Linked DNA regions of Homo sapiens: region 1 is linked to region 2. Evidence: chromatin loops called from intact Hi-C (ENCODE). Cell type or tissue: stomach. All regions are shown on one strand. Each heading gives the region's core, and the rest is flanking DNA. Links, peaks and the distances in the headings are about the cores only.

Region 1 (8,383 bases), core at 2,717-5,216, 150 kb before region 2:
TGTTTCTGAATATTTCACAAGACCAGTCTAGGAAGGGAAGAAGTTCAATGTCTTGGGGCAAAGTTTAGGCTTATCTGTGGAGTTGAGGGCCCCTGCAGCATCAACTGGTGGGAAGGAAACTGGGGCAGGGATAGGAAAGGAGGATGGGCCAGAGCAATGGGGCTCCTAGACTCTGGCACCAGCTTGGCCTTTCATTACATAACAAGGAAGATCATTTTTCTGGGTCTCAGTGTCTTTACCTGTGAAATGAAGTATCTAGAACAGGGTCCCGCTCTGGGTTCTCTAGGTTACCTGTGAAATGAAGTATCTAGAACAGGGTCCCGCTCTGGGTTCTCTAGGTTACCTGTGAAATGAAGTATCTAGAACAGGGTCCCGCTCTAGGTTCTCTAGGTTACCTGTGAAATGAAGTACCTAGAACAGGGTCCCGCTCTAGGTTCTCTAGGTTACCTGTGAAATGAAGTACCTAGAACAGGGTCCCGCTCTAGGTTCTCTAGGTTACCTGTGAAATGAAGTATCTAGAACAGGGTCCCGCTCTAGGTTCTCTAGGTTGCCTGTGAAATGAAGTATCTAGAACAGGGTCCCGCTCCAGGTTCTGTAGGTTGCCTGTGAAATGAAGTATCTAGAACAGGGTCCCGCTCTAGGTTCTCTAGGTTACCTGTGAAATGAAGTATCTAGAACAGGGTCCCGCTCTAGGTTCTCTAGGTTGCATGACCTCCAGGCTGTCACTGTGTCATTTCATCACAGTAACATTGTTCACTTCATATCTACCACCCAAGAGGTGGGCTTTTCAGAGCCACTGTGAATGGTAAACAAAGCAGTTAGTTACCAACAAGTGCACTCTCTCTGGAGTTGGCACAGAGGCTCAGTGCTGAGATTTGCTGGGGAACTGTGGGGGAGGTAAAATGATCTCATCTTCATTGAGTTCCTCTCTGAGTAGCTCCCAGTTGCTCTGGCACATTCGCCATGACACATGTCTGTTGGCCACATCCGAGGAAGGCAGGGTGGCTGGGGACAGGATGCCAAGGCAGGTGGATGTGGCCTGGGAATGCCAGGGCTTGGTCAGACTGCCCGGGACGAAGCCAGAAAACCCGTCCACAGAGGTTAGGGATTCGAGGTGGAATAATGTCACAGGATCCTTGCAAGCAGGGCCTGCATCTTCATCTTCTTGTGGCTAATGCCAGGGCTGGGCTGGGAAGAGAAGGTATGTCCTTTGGCACTGCTACTGAGGGCAGAGACCAGGGCTTCCAGTCAGAAAAGCTCTCTGGCACTACCTACTCACATTTGTGACCCACATCCTCTGCACACTCATTTTGCTCCTGCTCATAGAGCCCAGAGAAATTCTCTGGAGGTCTGCTGAGGATGTTCCCAGCAGGGACATTTGTGGGACAGGGAGGGGAGGCTCTGCAGTGGGAGGATGGCCAGGTAATGTGGCAGAATGGAGAACAGCATTGGGGGTGGTGCACACCATGAAGCAACAAACTTGGAGAACACACAGTAATGTAGATGGGCCTAAAATCCACAGTTGGAAAGGAAAAGGTAAAAAAAAAAAAAAGTTAAATTGATAACATGATCAATTTTGCATAACTTTAGCAATTGATTATGCCATATATGAAAATTAAACATGCATGCATACAAAAGCATAATACACAGTTGGGAAGAATGCATACAAATAAAAAGATATATATTAAACACCGCAGAAAGTTTATCTATGGGGTGAGGCATGGAAAAGGGAATCAAAAAGAATAATACATACATGCATGCATATATACATACGTACACACATACATACACACATGAAACAAGACAAGGTCAGTTTAGTAACTTGAGGAGTGTGATTAAGCCCAAACCTCTGCACTGGAGATAAAAATAGAGAGAACACCAAGACTTGATGGCTGAAAATTATTTTTTGGAGAATGTGTCTAGAGCCAAATGACCTGAAAATCTAATGTGCTCACCATCACAAAGTCCTAGGGCCAACGTGTCTCACCCCCATGATGCTGCCTTTCTCCACTAATTACGCATAGGGAAGGAGAAATACAAGAGGAATTTTGTGGTGCTCCTTTTGTGTGCAGCCTCCCTGCTGGGATGGTTCCCATTTAGAGTGGTAAAGTAGTGAACTACTGAGGGCATGTCTCCCTGCAACTGGGTGGGAAGGGATGTTTGACCAACTCTTAGAGCCTCTACACAGGGCCAAGAAAGACTCCTCTGACCTCTTGTTTTATTATTCCTTATTAGACGAGATTATGGGAACATTAAGATGTCCCAATTAAAAGTAATTTTTTGGTAAGACAGCAGCAGCAAAATGCATCCTGACTCCTGGATCTACAGGGACACAACCACACTGCTTTACAAAGGGCCCCTCACATCAGCACCCTGGCTGGCCACTGTAGTATGTCACCCCAGTGTCCCCCAATGGACATGCTTCCCACTATTCATACTCTCATATGGTTCCTGCCCACATTGGCCGTGGGCTTAACCATGTGACTTCCTTTGGTGAATGAGACATTAGCAAGCATAATGCAATCAGAGTTTTGATAAGCACTTGCATGTAGTGGCTTAGACTCTTGTGGAGCTCTTGAAGCCGAGAGCCATCCTGTTAAAGTTCAGTTACCCTGCTGGAGACACCACAAAGAGAGAACGATGCCTGGTCAGGCCCCAGCTGGTCCTGCCATCCCAGCAGAGATGCCAGGCATGGGAGTGAAGAGACTATTCTGGCCATCCAAGCCCTAACAGAAATCTTGCAGCAGAAAACCTGCCCTGTCCAGCCCAGTCAACACATAAAAATGATGAGAAATAATAAGACACTGTTGCTTTAAGTTGCCAAGTTCTGGGGCGGTTTGTTACACAGCAACAGATAATGGAAACACTGGCATATAGCAAAACAGAATAAATTATATCAAATTATTTTTATGAACCTATTTCCTTCTTTTTATAATAAGGCAAAAAGAGTGTGACCCTTTTTTCCCAATGCCAGGTGAAAGGCATGTCAACATCCACAGCTGTGGTCAGGTAGATGCTACTATCCCACATTTTGAGTGGGGAGGAGCCACAGAGTCTAGTCCATCACTGATCCATGAGGTCCTGGCACACTGCTAGAAGGGAACAGGCCAAACATGGACTTTCAATGATATGCCCAAGGTCACCTGGCTAGTAAATGGAGGAACAAGATTTCAAACCCAGTCTAACCTACTGTCTGTTCAGGGCTCCTCCTGTTGTATTACGCCATTTAATTGTTGGGGCCATTTCAGGAAAGTCCAAACATGAAAGGTCGCAGATTAAATGATTGGCTAGTGTTGTTAACTCCCCACCTGTGTCAGGAAATATGCACTAGAATGAAAATCCCATGACTGGATAAACTTGCCTATGTGTAATTTTTATGGGAGAGGGGTGGCTTTATGAGCATTTTTCCAGCTTTATTGAGGGATAATTGACAAATAAAAATTGTATATATTTAAGGTATACAATGTGATGTTTTGATACATGTATACATGGTGAAATGATTACCACAATGAAACTAATTAACATAGTCATCACCTCACATAGTTGCTTTTGTGTGTGTGTGGTGAGAACATTTAAGATCTACTCTCTTAGTAAATTTCAAGTATACAATGCAGTATTATTACTATAGTAACTATGCTATACATTAGATCTCCAAAATTAATTAATCCTGCATAACTAAAACTAAAACATTATACTCATTAAAATATAATTCCTTATACCCTCCTTTCTTCAGCCCTTTAGCATTCTGTTTTCTGTCTGTATGAATTTGACTAGGCTAGGTACTTTATATAGGTGGAATCACACAATATTTATCTTTTTGCGACTGGCTTATTTCACTTAGCATAATGACCTCAAGTTTGATTCATGTTGTAGCATGTCCTTCCTTTTTAAGGCTGAAATATATTTCAGTGTGTGTGTGACTACACACACACATATATGTTTACCCTCCCACACATACATATGCATACCATATTTTCTTTATCCATTCATCTGTTGATGGACACTTAGGTTCCATGTCTTAGCTATTGTGAATAATGCAATGAACACATGAATACAGATGTCTCTTTGACATACTGATTTCATTTCCTTTGGACATATACCCAGAAGAGGGTTTTCTGGATTATATGGTAGTCCTCTTTTTAATTTGTGGAGAAACTTTCATATTGTCTTTCATAACGATTGTACTAATTTGCATTCTCACCAACAGTGTATAAGGGTTTCCATTTTTCCACATCTCAGCCAATATTTAGTTTTTTTCTTTTTTTTTTTTTTGAGATGGAGTGTCGCTCTGTCACCCAGGCTGGAATGCAGTGGTGCGATCTCAGCTCACTGTAACCTCCACCTCCCGGGTTCAAGCAATTCTCCTGCCTCAGCCTCCCAGGTAGCTGGGATTACAGGCACGTGCCACCAAGCCCAGCTAACTTTTGTATTTTTAGTAGAGGTGGGGTTTCACCATGTTGGCCAGGGCAGTTGTCTTTTTTATCATAGCCATTCTTAGGTGTAAGGTGTAAGGTAATATCCCATTGTAATTTTGATTTGCATTTTTCTCATGATAAGTGATAGTGAGCATTTTTTTGTATATCTCTTGGCCATTTGTGTGTCTTCTTTTGAAAGATATCTATTCAAGTACTTTGCCTATTTTCTTAATCAGATCATTTGTTTTCTTGCTATTGAGTTGAGTTGTTTCTTTTGGGGGGGGTTGTGGGTTTTTTGTTTGTTTGTTTTTGCTTTTGTTTTTTTGTTTTTGTTTTTGTTTTGTTTTTTGTTTTTTGTTCTTGTTTTGTTTTGTTTTTTTGACAGTCTCACTCTGTCACCCAGGCTGGAGTGCAGTGGATTGAACTTGGCTCACTGTAGCCTCTGCCTCCGGGGCTCAAGTGATCCTCCCACCTCATCCTTTCAAGTAGCTGGGACTACAGACATGCACCACCATGCCCAGCTAATTTTTGTAATTTTTGTAGAGATGGGGTTTCACCATGTTGCCCAGGCTGATCTCAGACACCTGGACTCAAGGAATCCATCCTCCTAAGCCTCCAAAAGTATTGGGTTTACAGGCATGAGCCACTGCACCCAGCCTTAAGTTGAGTTTCTGATATAGCCTGAATATTAACTTCTTGTCAGATGTATGGTTTGAAAATATTTTCTCCCACTTTATAGGTGTCTCTTTCAATCTGTCAATTATTTATTTGCTTTACAGAAGCTTTTTTGTTTGTTTGTTTTGATGGAGTTTCGATCTTTTCACCCAGGCTAGGGTGCAATGGCGCAATCTCAGCTCACTGCAACCTCTGTCTCCTGGGTTCAAGCAATTCTCCTGCCTCAGCCTCCCAAGTAGCAGGGATTACAGGCACCTGCCACGAGGCCCAGCTAATTTTTTTATTTTTAGTAGAGACGGCGTTTCACCATGTTGGCCAGGCTGGTCTCGAACTCCTAACCTCAGGTGATACACCCACCTAGGCCTCCCAAAGTGCTGGGATTACAGGTGTGAGCCACTGTGCCCAGCCCAGAAGCTTTTTAGTTTTATGCAATTCCATTTATTTTTGCTTTTGTTGCCTGTGCTTTTCTGGTCATATCCAAAAAATCATTGCCCAGATGAATGTCAAAAAACTTTTTCTCTATGTTTTCTTCTAGTAGTTTCACATCTTACTTTTATGTTTTTAATGCATTTTGAGTTGATTTTTTATATGGTGTGAGAAAATGGTTCAGTTTTATTCTTCTGCATGTGAATATCCAGTTGTTCCCACACACTTTATTGAAAAGAATATATTTCCCACCTTGTATATTCTTGGCAACTTTGTCAAAGAGCAATTGACTGAAAATGAATAGATTTATTTCTGGGTTCTCTATTCTGTTCCATTGGTCTATATGTCTATTTTCATGCCAGTATTATACTGTCATGATTACTATTGCTTTGTAGAATATTTTGAAATCAGGTAGTGTGATGTCTCCCTCTATTCTGCATAATGCTCTCTGTGTGTGCATAATTCTGCTGCTGTTGGATGGAATGTTCTGTATGTGCCTGTTAGGTCCATTTGGTCTATAGTGTTGTCCAAGTCCACCGTTTCCTACTGACTTTCCATCTGGAAGATCTATTCATTGTTGAAAGTGAAGTATGGAAGTCTCCTACTATTATTGTATTTCTGTCTATTTCCCCCTTTAATTTTTAAAATATTTTCTTTATGTACTTAGGTGCTCTAATGTTGGGTGCATACGTATTTATCATTGTTATATGCTTTTGATGAGTTTATCCCTTTATCATTATACGTAGGATAAAACTTTTTTATTTCTTGTGACAGTTTTTCACTTAAAATCTAATTTATCTGATTTTGGAATAACCACCCCACTCCCCTTTTTGGTTACCATTTGTATGGAATACCTTTTTCCATCTCTTCACTTTCAACCTATATGTATCTTTAAAGCTGAAGTGACTCTCTTTTAGGCAGCATATAGTTGGATCTTTTTCCCCCCCAAATACGCTTAACCACTCTATTGTTAAATTAAATTAAATTTGGTCTGACAATGCCTCTGCACTTTGAGTCCCTCTTTAATTAACTTCAACCTAACATAGGATGGAAACTAACTGCAAGCCTAACTTAGGAGTATAATTTTATAACAGGTAACTGAGTCTCAGCCAGTCTCAGCAGCTGAGCTTCAGTCAGTTGCAGGGGGCCAACTGATAAGAACATGCTCAAATAAGACAAATGAAGCCATAACCCATCAACTGGTCTCTGCACCTCCCTTCCATTTTCTGTCCATAAATGCTACCTGACCATGTTGCAGCCTGGAGTTCTCTGAACCTATTTGGTCTGAGGACTGACTGATTCATGAATTTTTGTTATTTGCTCAATTAAACTCTATTAAATTTAATCTGTTTAATGTTTTTCTGTTAACATTATTAGACTCCAGGATCCTGGATTCATAAGGGCTAGCCTAGCACTAGGGTCCACAGTGAAACTGGCGGTCACTTCGCTCTCTTTCCTCCACGTAGAAGGTATCTCTCGGTGATGCCCTGCATAGGCTTGGGGGTGTGAGGACACAGGTAATCTGAAGCTGTCCTTCCTACTGCCTTCAATGTGTCTTTTCTTTTTTATTTTATTTCATTTTATTTTATTATTATTATTTCACTTTAAGTTTTAGGGTACATGTGCACAATGTGCAGGTCAGTTACATATGAATACATGTGCCATGCTGGTGTGCTGCACCCATTAACTCGTCATTTAGCATTAGGTATATCTCCTAATGCTATCCCTCCCCCCTCCCCCCACCCCACAACAGTCCCCAGAGTGTGATGTTCCCTTTCCTGTGTCCATGTGTACTCATTGTTCAATTCCCACCTATGAGTGAGAACATGCGGTGTTTGGTTTTTTGTCCTTGTGATAGATTACTGAGAATGATGATTTCCAATTTCATCCATGTCCCTACAAAGGACATGAACTCATTATTTTTATGGCTGCATAGTATTCCATGGTGTATATGTGCCACATTTTCTTAATCCAGTCTATCATTGTTGGACATTTGGGTTGGTTCCAAGTCTTTGCTATTGTGAATAGTGCCGCAAGAAACGTACGTGTGCATGTGTCTTTACAGCAGCATGATTTATAGTCCTTTGGGTATATACCCAGTAATGGGATGGCTGGGTCAAATGGTATTTCTAGTTCTAGATCCCTGAGGAATCGCCACACTGACTAATCAGGTACTGTAATCTATCACCCAGATTCCTGAGCTCTTCTGAAGGTATTTTCGTGCACAGATTGTTGTTCAAATTCATGTTTCAGTGAAGGGGCAAGTGCTGAAAAGTCCTTTTCTGCCATCTTGCCAATGACGTCACTGCCTCATTGCCTGTTTTGATCACTGTCTTGATCTACTTCCTAGAGCCATGCCCACACATAGCAGACACTCCATAAATATTTGTTGAATGAATAAATGAATGAACAAATAAACAGGTGAGTGAAACCCTCTACCCCAGGCCTGGAATGTGTTCTGTGATGACTTCTGTGTGTTGGCCTTGCTTGGGTTTGTGCTGCCTGGTGCTGCTAGGTTTCCAGGTGACCAAATACACACCATCACTCAAAGGCAATTGAATCTGGTTGGCAAGCCTGGCCCGGAGTGGCCAATGCCTTTCCCTCTCTCGCCACTAGAGGACAGAGGCGACCCATGGATTCAGCCAACGCCAGTCAGTTCTGCCACCCGGGCTCCAAAGGCACCTTGGGCTTCCTGATGAACAGAAACTAACTGGCCCTGTTGTGACACCTCTAACTCAGAGGTCGCCACTGAGGTACCAAGTAGAGAAAAGGCATAAAATGCAAGTTCCGTATCCTCACCCAGGGTATGAAGATTGAAACAGGAGTTGTCCTCACTTCCTTGGCTGTCCCTGCAGTGGGGACGCCCA
Region 2 (8,383 bases), core at 2,374-4,873:
GAATGAGGGCAGACCTGGCATCCCGGGATTGTTGCGAAGATTGATGTGAACAGGGAAAGAGGGTCCCGCAGCTTTGCCTGAGGCTCTCAGGAAGATGACGGTGGGAGGCTTTGATGTGGGGAGCATAAGTATCTTTCTAGGAGCACACTGCGCTCTCGCCCCTTCCTTGCCTGCTGACGGAGCCAGGGATGCCAGGCTGTCCGGGCCCATCCACTGTGCAGAAGGTGCCCGGGCTATGTCTCAGCTCCCACCCAAGGCACGCAGCCTTACCCAGGGGTCCTGGCACCCCAAAGGGGGCCACACAACAGCATTCCCAGCCTGCCCTTTTCTGAAGGGCAGTGCAGGTGTCGGCTAACGAGCTGGAATTAGACTTCTTCACTCACTGCCTCCTTCCTTCTCACTTCTTGGTACAACTGAAGATTGGCAGGAGGACTCAGAGAGCACCAGGAATCCCCAGTTATTTTCAGAGCAGTTCCAGGCCCTGACCCTGCGGCCTAAGTCCTGCAAGGAGACAGCAAGGAGAAGCATGAGAGGCTCACGCAATGGGGTGGCCGCAGGGCTCCTGCGAGGGCAGTCCCCTGTCTATTCACTGAGAGGAAAGCTCTTTAGCTCTGTTTGGAAGCATTTTCACCAACTCTGTCTGGAATCTTCCACCCAGGCCCTTCTCCCTGACTACTCCATCCTAGTCTTGTGAATCCAGACCCCAAATCCACAGACCTTGGAGTTATACACTAAGGGCTGGACTCAGGAGTGGAAGAAAGAGCAGGTCTAGGGGAGTCTCCGAGGACACCGCAGCCTGTTACTGTCTCTGCCCAAGTCACTCTGAATGGCTCTCCTCTGATTCCTCCTTTTCCTCCTTCTTCTTTCCCTCCTGGGGAGCCCAGGACAAGATCACCGCCTGGCTGTATCCTCCCTGTCGCAGCGGGAGCCTATCCACCCTGGTCTCCATCTTGTGACACACGAGGTCCCCTCTTCACCCAGGACTTCAGCTTTGCCCTCTTGGGGCTGGCTTCAGGCCCAAGGCATGATCCAAAACTTTCCACAGCTCAGTTTGCAGAGACAAGGGAGTGCCATGGAAAGAGGAGATGCAGAAGCCATCTGAACACAGACGTTTAGGAAAAAGGAAGGAAAGTACAGTCAATTAAACCCACTGCCATGTTGGAGGGCAATGTCATTGTGGCCGCTGGGATGGGAAGATAGTCAGGCAGCTCTGGCCCCGAAGCCTGGGGTGACTGGAGGGAGGAGCATGGTGAGTCCCTCGTATGCTCTCCAGCATGAGAAAGCAGCCCACTCTGCCCTGCCTGGGCACCACGCTTCTCCCAACCTTCCCCAGGTCTCTCCTGATACCCTCTCTTCCTCAGGAAGGTGCCAGCACCCCCACTGCTCTGGCCTGTCCCACCTAACTCTCTCTGAAGTCCCTGTGAGAAACACTGAATGATGTGGCCTCCGTAAGTCCTTTAAAAATAGACTGTGGATCCCCTGAAAAAAAAAAAAAAGTCCCTGTCTAAAAATAGCTCTCAGCATCTAGGGGAGAAAAAAAGAAACTGCAGCAAAATTCAACTGGAGCAGTGACTTTCCTGTCTCTGATGTTCCGGGTCAGCTCCAGCACTGGAGAAGGCTGCGAGGGAGACAGGGGAGGAGAGGGTCCTTCAAGGACAGAGGAAGGATCAGAATCTCAATCTGCAGCAAACACCTCTCTCCATTCCCTGACTTGTGGTCATTGGGCCCTGCCTGGTCCAAGCAGCCAGGCAGTGCTCAAGACAGCAGCACGGAGCAGCAGATCCCTGGGTTGGCAATAGGAGCCTTGAAGAGTGGCCGCAGGGATCCAGGGATGGAGAGGCCTCCCAGGCATGGGTGCACCGCCCTGCAGAGGCCCTAAGGATGTGTACTCAGTGGAAGCTGGAGTCAGGACCAGATCTGATGCTGAAAGTACCTGTGAGCCAAATAGCTCGGAATGACTAAGGGGTGAGGGAGATGCTCTCTCTTGAAGAGCCACTGCTTCTGCATTCAACAAAGGTGAAAAGGAACCCTTTTGGGAACTGTCACTCAGAAAAGTCAGAACTCCTATCCAGGACTTGAGTGCAGGAGAAGGGGAGCCCCATGGACTTCTTTGTGTAAGATCCTTTCTGTGGCTGGCAGTGAGAGAATAGCATAGAGACATGATTTTACCTGCTAAAAATGTTTTAAGGAATATGAAAAGGATGCATACATACACACACACACACACACACACACACACACACACACACACACACACGCTTTTCAATTATGAGAGACAGGGTCTGCTTATTTTGCTCATGCCAGAAAACTATCACAGTAAGCTGGAGAAAAGTCAGGCTGCAGCTTAAGAAGGAAGACTCCTGGTCCCTCTGTTTAGCTGTGATGGGGGCTCCCTCCGAACAGTGAGTTGCATGTGTTGGTCACAGGGACAAGTGAATGTTAGTAAGCTAATGAGATCATTTTTTGGAACTATACGCCAAGTCCTCAAACTAAATGTTTATAGCTAATGTTTTGTTATGATAATTTGCCATTGAGGTGTACACCCTCATGCCCACAAACACACACGTTATGGAAATTTGTTCCTCGAATTAATACCTATGCAGCCCACCATGGATTCTGCACGTCCCAACATCACCTGGGCTCATATCTTATCTCCGAAACCATTAGAAGGCCACTGTCATGCCGAGAAAGGGAACAGAGTGGTTTTTAGGGACTGAAATGCAAGTCCCTGCGGGATCACTTGTTAGAGATTAAGCTGTTTCCAAAGCTGTGGTCCTGGGAAAGAGGCTTAATGAGGGAGAAAGAGGCAGGGACGCCACGGACCGGTTAGGCGGCACGTTCCTGCTCAGCAGGCACTGTGGCTGTTATGCTGCCCTCTGTGGCGGTCAGAATATGCGTGTCCCCAGAAGACAGCAGCTGACAGGGCATGCGGCAGCACTCACAAGAGGTCATGACCCATACTTGTTTGCAAGTTCAAGGCAGGTAAAATAACCTCTCAGTCATTTTTGTCTTCTTAGCCCCAAAACCTGCTTTCCTGTCTTTTTCTCCCTTAGGAATTACTCTGCCTCCCCCACCCCAAGGGACCTCATCCTGACCTATGCCACAACATTCAGGGTTGACAGCCACCTGCAAGCTGGCCAGTCCAAACCCCAGGCATGCCTCCCCTTCTCTCCACGACGCTCCTGGGCAGGGAACATCTGGGTCCCGCCAGCCCAGCCCTCCCTTGCTGGCATTTTGCCCAGCTCCTTTCCCTCTCTCCTGAGCTTACTCTATCTGCAAAGCCAGGAGAGCGACCTGTGTTTCTTCTCATACTACAGGTCACCCGCGGCATAAACGGCTTAATGTGGATGTACTTTAAGGAAAGGGAGGAAAACCAAACAACTTAGAAAATCAACCATCCCCCCTCCCTGCCAAGCCTTGGTTCTCGACGGTGTCTGTGCACATCAAGATTGCAGCGATGTGCGGGGGCCTCGGGCACGCAGTGTTGCAGTATTTTCTGAAAGGCTTTGCTCGCTCTCTTCAGTACTTTTCCTCTTCTCACAGCCTGGAGCCTGCAGAGAAATAGCCCTGGTTCCCCCTAGTGGCAGAAGCTCATAGCGCCGACCTGGGACACTTCCCACGATCGTGGTAATTAGCCAGTAGTTTAGTTACAACCACACTCTCATTAACTAACAGCGGGAGAAGAGACTGTCCCTGTTTCCTTGGAGACCTAGCAGCGCGTGCTTCTATTGCATTGACTGTTCCTGTAAGCTCAAAAGCCCCCAGGTTGTTATCGCATAGTGTTTACTGCATTGGATGGAGACCAAGACCTGGTAACACTGTGTTCCCCGCCGGTGCTTCTCAAAGTGTGGTCCTTGACCTATGCATCAGCATCACCTGGGAGCTGGATAGAAATGCAAATTCTCAGGCCTCTTACGCCTACTGAGTCCATAACTCGGGGGTTCAGAGCCCAGGAATCTGCATTTTGACAAGTTCTCCAGCTGATTCTGATCCACAATGAAGAATGAGGACTGACCTAGACAAAGCATGCCCTGGTATTTTGTTCCTATTAATAACCAGAAACAGCTGGGCACAGTGGCTCACACCTGTTATCCCAGCACTTTGGGAGGCCGAGGCAGGCAGATCACCTGAGGTCAAGAGTTTGAGACCAGCCTGACCAACATGGAGAAACCCCATCTCTACTAAAAATATAAAATTAGCCGGGCGTGGTGGCACATGCCTGTAATCCCAGCTACTCAGGAGGCTGGAGATTCGCTTGAACCCGGGAGGCGGAGGTTGCAGTGAGCCAAGATCACGCCATTGCACTCCAGCCTGGGCGACAAGAGGGAAACTGAAAAAAAAAAAAAAAACAGAGACTTTTCCCATTAAAGAGCTAAACAAAAGGAAGTGGAAAGATACTTCTTCCTTGTTCCAAGCAATATGTACCCAATATGATTCCAATCAATAACATTTATGTATTGACTGGAATGAGAAATGCCTTCTCCCAGGTTTGTCTCTAAGGAGATTCCCCTACTCCCCCCATCGTCATCCACTTCGTCATCTAAACCCGCCTTGGAATGGAGTCACTGAAGCATCTCCAAGAGATGAAGCAGTACTTGGAAATTAAAAGCAGTGAGGACTCTGTCACCAGCAGGCGAGGTGGCCTCACAGAGCCCCCTGAGCTGGCACCGGCTGGCACAAGGTAAGCAGGACCAAAAAAGAAACCAGACACCAGGCAAGTGACTGTTGACACAGGAAATGTAAGCCTTAGCCCTGTGCTTGCACTTTTCCAGCCTAGTGCTGTGAAATGCATAAATTACTGTCAACATTGTTGAGCTCAGAAGGGCTCAGCATCACTTTGATGAGTTGACTGGTTCTAAGAGGCCAATCTCATTTTATTTTAACCAGTATTTTTTTTTTAAATGCTTGCTTATGTGGGAGATGGGGGCCGCTTTTAATATGCTTCAGACTGCGGAAAGTAGCAAGTTGGTGACAAATGACCCATAACACAGGAGGAAAAACTGAACGTACCACTGTCTATTGCAGGAGGAAACCTGGAGATCACCTAAATCAACTTCCCGCTTGCCAGAGGGGGAAACCAAGGCCCTGAGTGGAAGACTGACACCAGAGGAAAAAGGGTTGCATACAAGGTCACCTTCCATGTCTCCCCTCCTCACTCCGGGTCCAGTGATCAGGTAGGCGTTCAAAATAATTCAGCCTGATTCTTAGCCTGGTGAGATTCAAGAAAATCTGTAAGCAAGTGGTATTTAATTTGACTTGGAAAATCATTTTTCCAAAGGACACCTGATCCCTTTGCTGTGTTATATCCTGGTCCCTACAGATAATATCCCTCCACAGAGCACACTGAGCCAAAGTTCCCAGGGCGTCCAGCCTCTGCGTGGAGTTTCCAGGAACACTTCCTGCTGCTTCCTCTACGACCTCTTCCTGGAAGTTGCAGGCACCCATAAGCAAGGACTCTCTAAGATGTCCACTTGCTTTCACAGGCCAGGAGATCGGGAGCCTTTGAGGCCTCAGCTCCCCTACATCTACTTGGAATCCCCGAGCAGCCACCTTTACTTCTGCACCCAATACCTCCGGCGGAGTGGGGCAGAAGGGCAGGTGATTGCCCCTTAACTGGTCATCCAGCCACATCTGGACGGCTGGCCGCACCTCTGTCAAAGGGGAAGAGAATCCGGCAGCCCCTTAGGAAGGCAGTGCTGACTCCTAGCCCTGAGTAGGTTCACACCGCAGGCTGGGTTGGTCCTTCCCTGTGAGCTCTTCCAACAGGCATGGCTTACCCCAGGGCAGCACTGAGCGTCTAGGGAGAAATATTAAATACAAGTGGTGATGTCTCCCTCTAGTGGAGAGTAGTCAGAATGCGAATGTGGCTCTGAATCTTCAAGGAAGGCAGGAAGGGCTCTGCTGGAAGCTACAGGGCTGATGTGTGCGGCTCAAAGATTCTCATGCCTCATGACCTGAGGGCCATGTGTGTGGCCCTCAGGTCACACACACAGCTTCTAGAGGAAGCTGTGTGTGTGTTTGTTTGTTTGTTTCATCATGTCCAGCACGTGGAGGCCTTGGCCATAAAGACAATCACTCTTCATCCCATAAAGACAATCAATCACTCTTCATCTCTGACTGTAGCCTCACTGTCAGCCACAGGTGGGCTTGAAGCCAGAGCTCCTGGAGTGCTGCTCCCCTACCTTGGAAGCCTCTTTCAGCCCCGCCTCGCCGTGAACCAACCACCCTCCCTTCCCTGAAGCTTGCTTTCCTCCGTTTGCTAGGGGGTGTGGTATGCAGGTCCACCCACTGACCTCCCATCTCTAAAATGTTCTGACACACAAGGACTCCACAGAGATGACTGAATGAGTTCATGGTTCATTGTTCATCTAAGAGGCAGCCAGGAGAACTGTTCATGGCCTTCTACACTTGGAGGGAGCGCGGCAGCCACACGCACTTTCACGAACATCACCGCACTTTGCTGTCGCGATGACCATCAGATTCACCTTATCCTCACCTCTCCCACTTCGCCCCAGCCACCAGGTTGGCTTTGTGTTCTGAGATTGAGCTAAGAGAGATAGGTCCTTCTCTGCAGCCCACAAAGCCAAAGCAGGCCCAGGGTTCAATCAGGGCTGTTGGCTTGGCCTAGGAGCCCCATGAAACTGAAGCTGAGGAATTCCAGTCTTCCTTAGCAGAAAGGGAAAGTCTGTGTGACCCATCCCATAATAGTGATGATAATAATGATGATGGTTAACACTTAGGCATGCTTCCCGCCAGGCAGGCACAGGAAGCACTGTGCTTACAGCAACTCACTTAATCATCCCAGCAACCCTATGTCACAGGTCATCCCAAAAACCTGCCACTCTTGCCTGGACCCAGAATCACTGTAATAAGAGCCAGAGTCACCTGGTTATTATAACTTCCTGCCACAGAGCATGGATGCTTAACAGGTGTGGAATTTACATGCATCTCCCTAGCCAAGAGGAGAGGGCTTCCATTTTCCAGCATGGACTTAGAAATCGGTTCACCCTTGGTTATTCTCATGACAGTTACTAATCTCAGAATTACTAAGTGGGAAGAGACACTGGAGATGATCTGGTCCATTTCCCCATTTCCCAGGTGAGCTAACTAGGGAATGAAGATGTGGAGTGCTGATGTGAATCCCACAGTGAGGTAGTGGCAGGGCTGCGGCTGCCCCCCAGCTCTCTATGCTTCAGCCCAAAGCTTTTCCACTCTCCCATGCTGTGGCCGCCATGTACTCGAGTGAATTAACAGCCCTGAGGTCTGCCCTTCGACAGCCCAGGAAGCTCCATGGTCATCAGCCAGCCCAGCTGAGCTCTGGAAGCAGAATCTTTCAAATATCAGCCTACAGCACCCAAGAGTGTCCTGGCAAATTGTTTCTCTGTTACCTCACCCTGAAAATAAAGACAAGAGTCACCCCTGGAGAGACACATTCCAAAGACAAGCAGACGCAGAGGGCAGGGCCAGCTGGAGGGCAGCCTGGGCCATCAGCCCTCCTGCTCGCATCATGGTGGGGGGCCATCCCCCATTATCTGTCCACTCTGGAAGAGACCACCCTGGCCCCTCCTCAGGAGCTATGATGGAGGTGTTCTCAGCCTCCTACTGGTTTTTCTTCTTTTCTCCAGAATGGTTTCAGGTCCTTCTGCTGAGGCACTCCACATACCCAGCTTTCCCTTCCCCACCACCTCTATCCCAGAGTATTTGGTGTCCTGCTTCCCATTTTGGAGTAGCTTCCAGCAGATGTCACTTGCCAGCTGGAGTCAGTGCCAGTCATATCCCCAACTTTCCTAGGAGTGGCTAGGTGGAAGGAGCACCTTCCAGATAGTCTGTCTCTACGGCTCTGTCGCCATAGACTTGGTGGCATTTCCCTGGCCCGAGGGTACTTTAGGGTTCTCTAGCTACTTTCTTGTGGGTGCTCTGTCACATGGCCAGCCAAGAAGCAGACCTGGCCTGCTCTAGTGTGAGTGTGGAAAGTGGGAATGTGAAGAAGGTAGTGAATAAAATTGGGGGGTGGGTGTGTGAAGGGCAGGAAGGGTGAGAAACTCAGAATGAATCACAGACACTCAGATGCCTCCCACCCCAACACGGGGTCAGGAAGACAGGCAGGGAGTGCAATGACAGTGTCTCCTCCCACTGGCTTCCTCGAGAGAAAGGTGGAGGCTGGGACATGGGGTCAGGCCCCGCTAGACCTGCTCTGAAACATGGAGGAGGGTCGGCCGGCATCAGAGCCTGCTTCGCTGGCTAGGGTGGCCCCGCAGGCCAGCCTCTGGGAGCTTCTCAGAGGGGTGGTAACCAGCCCCAAGCAGCAGCCAGGAAGAGGGGTCCAGCCTCCAGGGCCCAGTTGCTGGCTCAACTGCCTTTCCCTTCTTCCACCCACCACTCA

What was found. A loop is a pair of places that touch in the nucleus more often than their neighbours do. Peaks named below come from ENCODE experiments on the same cell type or tissue, not always from the same donor. Only the 100,000 strongest peaks of a DNase experiment are listed, where the experiment ranks them.
Region 1: it touches region 2 in a loop (5-fold over the local background); 98 of 110 quality-filtered maps call a loop at or near these places.

Annotation. Positions count from the first base shown.
Region 1 is chr12:5,002,955-5,011,337 of GRCh38, reverse strand. No RefSeq gene overlaps it. Among named protein-coding and RNA genes, the nearest start is that of KCNA5, 37 kb to the left of the region's middle. In stomach, for the core only: no CTCF peak of the experiment used is centred there; no DNase peak of the experiment used is centred there.
Region 2 is chr12:4,853,090-4,861,472 of GRCh38, reverse strand. No RefSeq gene overlaps it. Among named protein-coding and RNA genes, the nearest start is that of KCNA6-AS1, 27 kb to the right of the region's middle. RefSeq lists enhancers at 3,456-3,750, 3,279-3,922, 5,778-5,827, 5,838-5,887, 7,361-7,861. In stomach, for the core only: a CTCF peak has its summit at 3,589 (motif pointing left); DNase peaks (open chromatin) are centred at 2,852 and 3,562; H3K4me3 peaks cover 492 bases; H3K27ac peaks cover 1,085 bases; H3K27me3 peaks cover 2,391 bases.